2 separate regions of the Homo sapiens genome follow, and region 1 is linked to region 2. Evidence: read pairs that join two places in POLR2A ChIA-PET (ENCODE). Cell type or tissue: GM12878. All regions are shown on one strand.

The links. ChIA-PET counts read pairs that join two places held together with the same protein. Peaks named below come from ENCODE experiments on the same cell type or tissue, not always from the same donor. Only the 100,000 strongest peaks of a DNase experiment are listed, where the experiment ranks them.
Region 1: POLR2A ChIA-PET joins it to region 2 with 6 read pairs; 1 of 35 experiments calls an interaction of 5 or more read pairs at or near these places.

The regions. Positions count from the first base shown.
Region 1 is chr5:133,099,123-133,104,122 of GRCh38, reverse strand. It overlaps HSPA4 (heat shock protein family A (Hsp70) member 4), which reads right to left. Exons shown (of 19, transcript NM_002154.4): 16 at 4,471-4,578; 17 at 2,245-2,364; 18 at 97-258. Among named protein-coding and RNA genes, the nearest start is that of HSPA4, 50 kb to the right of the region's middle. In GM12878, no CTCF peak of the experiment used is centred here; no DNase peak of the experiment used is centred here; H3K27ac peaks cover 1,704 bases.
Region 2 is chr5:132,265,350-132,270,349 of GRCh38, reverse strand. PDLIM4 (PDZ and LIM domain 4) reads right to left here. Exons shown (of 7, transcript NM_003687.4): 3 at 3,805-3,886. Among named protein-coding and RNA genes, the nearest start is that of PDLIM4, 10 kb to the right of the region's middle. RefSeq lists enhancers at 1-70, 1,244-1,353, 1,444-1,523, 1,535-2,078, 3,932-4,432 and 1 more. In GM12878, no CTCF peak of the experiment used is centred here; DNase peaks (open chromatin) are centred at 1,219 and 2,058; H3K27ac peaks cover 1,666 bases.

The DNA.
Region 1 (5,000 bases), 830 kb before region 2:
AAAACACTATAATAAAGTTCCCTCCTAAGTGTCACTTGAGGACTATTAATAATAAGGCTGTCAAGAAAAGACTATTAAAAAAAAGTCTTAAATTACCTTAATTTTAGCTTCAATCTCTTTTGACTTGACAACTGGATCCATGGTCAAACTCTGCTTGTTCTGCAGATTTAGCTTGTTATTCATCCACTCCATTGCTTCATTTGTGCTTTTTTCTACCTTTGTCATGTCAGCAGCATCCAAATGATCATACTGGTCCTCCTGCAACCAGGAGACAGTCAAACAAGTGCTAAAAGTGTGATACCCTCCCTCCCCGCAACTACTGTCTAGTTTCTGCCATTTTTCAAAAACTTATAATCTTTCAAAAAATAAAGCATATTTAGCCTCACAATCTGAACAGAATTATTCAAAAGAAACCTAACCACAATTTTTGAATACACTCAGGATAGATTTAAATTTTAAAGGTCAAGAAAATTCATAAGGTATCAATTAAAAGGCTTCAACAAGATAAACAGCAGCACCCGATTTATACAAAATCTTAGGAAGATAATTTCACAATGCAAAAAAATTACATTAGATATGAGAGCTGAAGTTTCAGCATGCTAGTTCGGAACCAAAACTATAATGAATACTATTTTTAAAAGAAGGCCTTTGACGTGAACCCAGGAGGCGGAGCTTGCAGTGAGCCGAGATCACACCACTGCACTCCAGCCTGGGCAACAGAGCGAGACTACATCTCAAAAAAAAAAAAGAAGAAGAAGGCCTTTCGGGCTAGGCGTGGTGGCTCACGCTCGTAATCTTAGCACTATGGGAGGCTGAGGCAGGAGGATCGCTTAAGCTCATGACTTCAAGACCTGGACAACACAATGAGCCCATCTCCACAAAAAATACAAAAATTAGCCAGGCATGAGGGCCATGTGCCTATAGTCCCAGCTACTCAGGAGGCTGAGACAGGACAGTCACTTGAGCCCAGGAGGTTGAGGATGCAGTGAACTACGATCACACCACTGCACTAGAGCATGGGCAACAGACTGAGACCCTGTCTCACAAAAAAGAAGGAGGAAAAAAAAACAAAAAAAGGAGGGGCCTGATGGCTAATGCCTATAATCCTAGCACTTTGGGAGGTTGAGGTGGGTGGATCATTTGAGCTAAGAAGTTCAAGACCAGCCTGGGTAACATGGTGAAATGCCATCTCAAAAAAAAAAAAAAAAAGACAACCCTAGTTGGGTGTGGTGGTACGTGCCTATAGTCCCAGCTACTTAGAAAGTAGCTGAGGCAGGAGAACTGCTTGAGTCAGAGAGATTGAGGCTGCAGTGAGCCGAGATTTCACCACTGCACCCCAGCCTGGGTGACAAAGTGAGAACTTGTCAAAACACAAAAACAAACAAACAAACAAAAACCCACAAAAGCTCAATTTATCATTCAAAGTTTCTTACACTAACAATATGTCAAGAACCTGGGGTATAATGGAGGAACTTTATACTCCAAAGTCTGAACTTTGGAGTCAGACTTCTGGCTAAATGACAGTTCTCCCAATTTAGTGACCCTGAATGTTGCTTAAGGAAAGTGAGGCTTCAATAAGTTGGAATTTATCTATAAATGTTGATACCACCCCCTACCTTATAAAGGTACTGTGTGGATAATTACTGGCCTCAGGTGTTAGAAAGACCAGGATAGTGCATGTTAAGTCAAACACCAACGAAAAGGAAACTGAACAACACTGTTCAATTCCAGATTCCACCTATTAAAGAGATACAGCAAATCCTATGGTTCTTATTAAGACGCTATAAAACATTACACATTACATTAATATCCAAAATAAAAAGTGCTATTAAACAAGTTAATGAGAACAAGAGAAAAAAATGCTATGTAAATGCCTCAGAAGTTAACTTTACGGCCGGGAGCAGTGGCTCACGCCTGTAATACCAGCCAGCACTTTGGGAGGCCAAGGCAGGTGGATCACTTGAGGTCAGGAGTTCGAGACCAGCCTGGCCAACATGGCAAAACTCCATCTCTACTAAAAATACAAAAATAAGCTGGGCGTGGTGGTGCACGCCTGTAATCCCAGCTACTCGGGAAGCTGAGGCAGGAGAATTGCTTAAACCCAGGAGGTGGAGGTTGCACTGAGCCGAGATTGTACCACTGTACTCCAGCCTGGGCAACAGAGCAAGACTCCGTCTCAAAAAAAAAAAAAAAAAAAAAAAGTTAACTTTACTAAAATAAGAGTAGGACAAAGAAAAAAGTTACCTTGTTTTTGAAAGAGCTGATTATTTTCATATACTGTTGGATCTGTTTCCCTAGTTCTTCAAATAATTTTGGTCGTTCTTCAGATTCCTGGAAACGTATCTTAATAGGTTGACCTAGATTCTTAACAGAAGAATACACAGTCTTCATACGGCAGTTCAACGATCCAGAGTACTGATTCCACTAAAACTAGTGATAAAGTACATTTAATCTCCGTGTGCTATATATAAGAAGTTAAATATATTTCTCCAGGCCTTTGGAAATATGAAGCTACTTCAGGAGGGGAATGAAACTATACCTCAACACTGATCCATCTGGAATCGCTTCAATTTGTCACCTGAGCCCTCAAAACACAGCAGGGAGACCACCAAAAATTAGGTGCCTCCTAATGGAGATACACAGTACTAAATATAAAGTATACTTGCCAAAAATAAAAAATGTTTTAATTTAAAATCTTAAACATCTGAATCTGATGGAGCCTCTAAATGTAACCATCAATTTAACAAATAATGTTAAATACCACCAGGGAGGTGAAAATCAGCAAAATCCAACTAGAGGAAAATCCTACAGGACCAATGATCCAATTTCCTCATAAACTAAATAAGGAAAGGGTGGGGCGACATGGGGAAATAACGGAAGAAGAACTATAGACACAGTTATAAGCGACATCAATAAAATCTATGAGCCCTATACGGATACTGATTCAAACAAAAAAATCATTTATGAAATAACTGGAACTTGAAAACTTAATACAACAGTGATATTAAGATGTGCTTGGTCAGGTTCGGTGGCTCATGCCTGTAATCCCAGCACTTTGGGAGACCAAGGCAGGAGAATTGCTTGAGTCCAGGAGTACCCATACCAGTCTGGGCAACACAGGGAGACCCTTTCCCTACAAAAAAAATTAAAACAGCCAGGCGTGATGGCGCACAGCTGTAGTCCTAGCTACTTGGGAGACTAAGGCAGAAGGACCACTTGAGCATGGGAGGTCGAGGCTGCAGTAAGCCGTGATAACACCACTGAACTCCAGCCCGACTGACAGAGTGAGATTCAAAATGGCCCAGTTCCACAAGAAACCAAGTAATCCAGAGCTAAATTTAAAGAGAAATGTAAAAAGTTCATTCTTGTGCATCTGCAACCTTTTCTGAACAAAAGGCCTCAATTTTATGTAATTCTTTCATGTTTAATCCTAATGTTAAAAGATCAGATGCTGGGACTACAGGCACCCGCCACCACGCTCGGCTAATTTTTGTATTTTTAGTAGAGACAGGGTTTCACCTTGGTCTCGATCTCCGACCTCGTGATCCGCCCGCCTAGGCCTCCCAAAGTGCTGGGATTACAGGCATGAGCCACCGCGCTTGGGAGGCTGAGGCAGGAGAATGGCGTGAACCCGGGAGGCGGAGCTTGCAGTGAGCCAAGGTCACGCCACTGCACTCCAGCCTCGGCAACAGAGCAAGGCTCCGTCTCAAAAAAAAAAAAGATCAGATGCTTTAAATACAAAACCAGATGCTTTGGCTAGGCATGGTGGCTCACACCTATAATTCCAGCACTTCGGGAGGCCAAGGCATGCAGATCACTTGAAGTCAGGAGTTCAAGACCAGCCTGGCCAACATGGTGAAAAGAAACCCTGTCTCTACTAAAAATACAAAAATTAGCTAGGCATGGTGGCACGCGCCTGTAATCCCAGCTACTCTGGAGGCTGAAGCATGAGAATCCCCTGAACCCAGGAGGCAGAGGTTGCAGTGAGCCGAGACTGCGCCACTGCACTCCAGCCTGGGCAACAGAGCAAGACTGTGTATTTAAAAATAAATAAATGAATAAATAAATAATAAATAAATAAAATAATAAAAAATAAACCACCAGATGCTTTGCTTTTATCAAGAATCCAAACTACATAAACAGAAACAGCCCTGCTCCAGCTGCATTCCCTGTGCCTTTAGGGCAGGTACTAAGTCTTGCAGTCATTTTATCTCTTGACACCAAGAATGCACTAAACATCCAGTTCAGTGAAACATTACAAACCTAAAGTCAATTTTCAGAAAAATCATTTTGTTATTACAAGGTTCTAAAAGTGAGAATGATAATGAGCCTAAGTCATAAAGGGTTTATTTTAGTTCATCAAACATCATTTTCAGTCTGTCTTTACTTGAGAATTCCTCCCAAATTTGAGCTCCTCAGAGGAAGCTTCAACAAGGGTTCTGGATACCTCTGCTCTCAAGAGTCACTTACTTTTAATTCAGCCAACTTATCAACATAAACTTGCTTTGGCTGGTCTTCTCCATCCTCATACAACCAATTTTCAGTATCTTCCAGTTTCAAAGTAAAACTGTTACGATCCTAATGATAAAGAAAATATTATAATTAGGTCAATCAAAAATTACATCCCCAATACAGTCAGAGGCATAGAATATAATGATGTATCTGAGATTTGCTTTAAAATACAGAGGGCAGCCAGGTGCAGTGGCTCACACTTGTAATCCCAGCACTTTGGGAGGCTGAGGCAGGTGGATCACCTGAGGTCAGGAGTTCAAGAACAGCCTGGCCAACATGGTGAAACCCCGTCTCCACTAAAAATACAAAAAAAATTACCCGGGCGTGATGGTAGACACCTGTAATCCCAGCTACTACAAAGGCTGAAGCAGGGGAACTGCCTGAACTCAGGAGGCGGAGGTTGCAGTGACCCAAGATGGGGCCACTGCACTCCAGCCTGGGCAACAGAGCAAGGCTCCATTTCAAAAAAAATAAGATAAGATACAGGG
Region 2 (5,000 bases):
CCTTCTGGGCCTACACCTGTCCCCCATTTCCTGCTTTCCAGGCCACAATGAGTAGCCTTCTGCAGGCACAGCAGATGAGGGGCAGAGACCAGGCTAGGGCTCAAGGCTCTCTGCCCCACTACCCCACAGCCAGCCTGGTGCCCATGGCTGAAACATTTTGGGTGGGAGTGTCCTGAACCTGCCCCCTCAGCCATGAGGAGAGGGCAGTATCTCTGTGTGTGGGGGTCTGAGTGGGGACTGGGGATCTTTGTCCCTGCAGAGTCCAGAGCTGTGCAGTTCCCAGCTTGCAAGTGCACACAAGCACCCCACAGCAATGTAAACAGGGGCATGCACACTCTCACAATTATGCTTTAAAGACACACACACACACATAAGGACAACACATATGCACCTACCAATCTCCCTACATACAACTAACTACATGCGCATGGTTACAGAGACTTGGAGCCAGCACTGGTCACCCTGGGAATGGCCATAGTGGCCTCCATAGCTGAGACTGGGCTAGTAGCCAGAGCAGCCTGATTTTAGGATGATGTCTGAGGCCAGGCCATGGGGTAGGTCTTAGCCTCAGCCTGGGAGTGACGTGTAAACCTCCTCTGCTCTACAGTGTGGTCAGAGAGCCCAGTGTGGACAGGAAAGGATGCCTATCGTAGTGGGAAGAACCCTGGTTTGGACTTAGGAAGCTCTGAGGCATAGTTGAGCCTGTGGGGTTCTGCCCTGAGTACCCCCTGCTTTTTGTAGGGTGGGAACCTGGGGAACAGGCAGACCAGCAGTTGGGTGGGCCCCCCTCCATTTCCCCCACCCCAACAGACAAACAGGAGGGTCTTGCTGCCCAGGTGGCCCCCATCAATGCAGCAGCAACAGGAAAACCCCTATCCACATCAGGCCCAACAAAAGCCCCTGAGAAACGTGAGCGCTCTCACACGTGTGTCTGTCGGGCAAGCATGCAGGCAGGGCTGACCTCTAATGGGGACCAGATGGGCTGTGGCCAGTGGGGGTGGGGCTCAGCCTCCGGGCAGAGGCTTTGGTGGGAGGGAGGAGTTGGAGGGACTGGGACTGGGAGGAAGGAGGCCCTCACTCACCCCTACCCAGCAGGGTGCAGGGGTCCACTGCAGGGCCATCAGAGCCACTGCCCCTCCCACGGTCACCCATGCAGCTGCCTCTCTAGGCCTGAACTCTGTGGCTAGGACACACATGGCTACCTCAGTTTTAGTTTGAGTCCCAGGGTTATCCCCTAACTGGGCAAGTCTCTTCACCTCTCTGAACCTGTTTCTTTATCTATGAGCTGGGGAATGTGATGCTTTCCACATCAGGTTCCTTGTGGAGATGAAATAAGACAATTGCATAGTGCCTGGCATAAAGCACATACTTGTTGGATGAATGGCTGTCAGGGGAATTCCTGGGCCCCCAGTCCTGTATTTTCCCCCTCTGTGGGTGGTACACCTCGTACCATATGCTCCTCTGCTCTGAGAACCAGCCTGCTGCCCACTTGGTTGTTGAAGCCTCAGTGGATTTTTCAGCAGGATGGGGGTAACTACCTGCTTTGGGACACTCAACTTGGATGGAGGCAGGCGCTGAGTCCAGATGAGCAGGTGCCATCTCCTAGAGGCTCAGTTCTAGCTCTCTGCTGGTCTGGGGAGGACAGGCTGAGTGTGCAAGGACTGCCTGCTCCACCTGACTTGCTTCTCCCCATCACCTGGTTCTGAGCATAATTGCCACTCCTTCCAGAAAACCCTACTAACCCAGAAGGATAGTAATAAGTTACTATCCTTCCTCCACCCTGGGCTAGGCCAAGTGCCTCCTGTGTTCCCACAAGAGGCCTGAGAGAAGGAGGTTCTCCTATCGCCCCACAGGGAAGGTGGGCCTGAAGTTCCAGCTGGCCCTGTCCCATCCCACTCGGGGATGTGTGCCAGGGCACCTTGTGCTGGTCCTAGGGCCAACTGTGGTTTCCTCCTCCTCGATGGCTCCAGCTAGCTCCACCCCCTCCCCAACACCCCCACTCAGGCAGAGGGTGGGAGCAGCATGGGGACAATGGGCCCTGTGTCTGTGTTAGCAAGGACTCAGCCCTGCAGGGGTGGGGTGGGGGTGTTTTTGTCACCACCCATGGAGCCCATGACCTTTTAAGTACAAAAGTGGGGCAGCAGCTGAGGGGCTGCCCTGGTGCTTGTGGAAACTCCCTCCTTCTCCAGTCTGAGCCACTGGCAGCCTGGTCTTCAAGGGAGTCAATGAGAACAAGTGTGGGGGCAGGGGGAGCTGCTCTACAGTCGCCAGCCTCCCAGGCCCACCGGCCCTGAGCCTCTCCTGGAAGACTGAACCCCCTCCCCACCACGTCATCCTGGCACTGCTACCTCTGAGGGAGGCTGGGCCTCATGCATGAGCTTGAGGCCCACACCCTGCTGCTCCCCTCTGCCTGGCCTGTGGCAAACCTGGCTCATTTGTCTATGGCAACATGTACCCCTACCCCTAAGGTCTGGGGTCCATGGGGCCATCAGAGCAAGTTTCTGAGACACAGATGTGGCCATGAATCCCTGTAAGAACAGCTGAGGTCCAGGATAGAGAAGCCCAAGAGCCTTTCTGTGGCCCTGCTCCACCACCTCATCTCTCACCTCTGTCCTCTCACTCCTTCCATCTTGTCCTCCCTTCCCCTGGACCTTTCTTTTCTCTGAACTTGTGGTGCAAGACCTCACCTCTGGGCCACACTTCCTCTCCCTATACCCCTTTGCCTGCCTTACCATTCCTAGCCCTTCAGGTCTTGGCTTCAATACCCCTTCCTCCAGGAAGCACTCCTTGACTCCTTGTCTGAGTCATGTGACTACTCTGGGCTCCTTTGGCCCCTGGCTTCCCCTAGCCCAGAACTTCTAAGTGCCTTTCCCCTGCCAGAATGGGCACTGCCTGGAAGGTGGTAAGCATCTGGCTCCAGGGATGCCAGCCAGGCAGGGTAGGGAATAGAGCAAGATGGGATTGGGGTAGATAGTGAGGGAGAAGCTGGGGCACATCCTTCCCTCTGGTTCAGTGAAGCCTCTCCCTGCCTTGGCCCCTTTTCTTTCATGTTGAGAGGGTGGACAAAGGCAGGCCCAGGAGGCAATGGTCCCACATGCTGGGTCCCATGGTTCTGGCTCCATCACAGACCATCCCAGTCTCCTTGCCCAAACTCTGTGGCCCAGAGATGGCTCTGGATACCTCAGTCATCCCCACTTGGCTACTCCTTATGCCATGGCAAAACAAGGCCCTAGAATAGCCTGACCCCCTCACTCTTCTTGAGGACAGGACCAGAGATATGACTTCTATCACACACAGAAAGGTGACTGGGCAGACAGGCCTGCAGCCTAAGTTCTGCTAGAAGCACCACAGGATGGCCAGGAGAGAACTTCAGGCTTGGATAGGGCACTCAGAGGAGTGTCCCATAGCCTGAGGTCACTCCACAGCCTGAGACTGCCACCAATCTCCCCCGCTGCAAGCACAGTGACTTCTTTCTGGTCTGGCATCACTGAGCACCAGAGTGAACTCCAGCTGGCTGTGTGATAGCCGCAAACCAAGGCCTAGCCCAGATCCTGGACATCATAGGCACCTTGGTCCAGAATCCAGGATTGCCCGGAGTAGAGACAGAGCCCACACCAGGTGCTCATCATCTGAGGAACATGGGATGGGGTATGGATGTGGTCCAGAGAAAACTTCTGCTTCAGTCTCTGTCTTGGGTATCTGAGAGCCCCAGTGAGGACATTCAGTGCAGGTGAACCTGCATGCTGGCCCCTCTGCCCTGGGCTCACTCTGAGCCAGGCCAGGCCAGGCAGTGTCTGTACATACCTGGATCTCAGGATCGATGTGGATCCTGTGTGCCTGAGCCTTGCTGTCATCAGGGGCACTGGGCCAGCTCCTACCCTCAGGCCTGTGGCAGAAATTGTGATGGTCAGATATGTCTCCTACCACGCCCACCATGCCTGGGAGCCAGGATCAAGAGGGGCTGGGCTCTGGGCTGTGCCCTGCAGGTAGAAGAACACCACTCCAGTGCTTTCCCCTGTACCACAATGGTGACTGTTGTGGCAATGAGCCACAACTCTAGCTGCCATCCTCCTGGGGTAGGGCTATATGCTTCTGTCCCCATCGGCTGCCCAATCCCTCTCTAGTCTGGTTCCTGGAGAGGCTGCAGGAGAAGCCCTGTGTCTTCCCTAATCTTCCACCCTCTTCGTGGCCTACAGAAGCTCAGCTCAAAGAGGCCCAGCTTATAGCACTGCAAGCCAGGCCTCACACATTGACCAGCTAGAAGCCTATCCACGCATCCTCTGGGCATCTACAGCCTCTGGTGGGGTGTGGGGTCAGGCGTCCGTCGGCTCTGGGGTAGGTGGAATGGAGGCTCTGAGGGGTGTGTCTTTCCTCCTGCTGCTGCTGCCGGCAGAGTCATCACTGAGTCTGCCCAGCCCAGATGGGAAACAGGCCATTAGGAAATTCCTGCTTCGCCATAGAAACCAAAAGCCAAACACCACTCAGGAGGGAGAAAAACATCATAAACCTGCCATAAGCAGGGCAGGCAGGCCGAGAGGCTACGTGCCTAAGGCCCAGCCCTGTCACTCAGTAGCCCTGTGAGAAGGCAGGCCAGGAAGGGGCATGGACCCTGGACTGGCAGGTGGGTATGAGGTGAGGCTGGTTAGACCAAAGGGGAATAATGCCCTCCAACTCACCCCACGAAGCCTCCTGAGGCTTCTCAAGGTCTCATTACTGACCTAGCAGCTTGCCCCTGCCTCTTCTGCCCCCTTCAGTTGAGGGTTTTAATAATCTATCTATGCCTATGGTCCATACTCACTCTGCACTTCCTCGCCTCTGCCCATTCCTTAGTCCCTTGGAGGCTACCTCTCTACTCCAGGCCTTTGGTATTAGAGCTCTGCTGCCCCAGGGCAACACCAGCCCCATAGTCCCTGTCTCTAGCCCCCTCAACCAGGCTCCCAAGTGGGTACCCTAACTCACAGCTCTAACTGTGGCCTCTATCTACTCAGAACTCCTCTGGG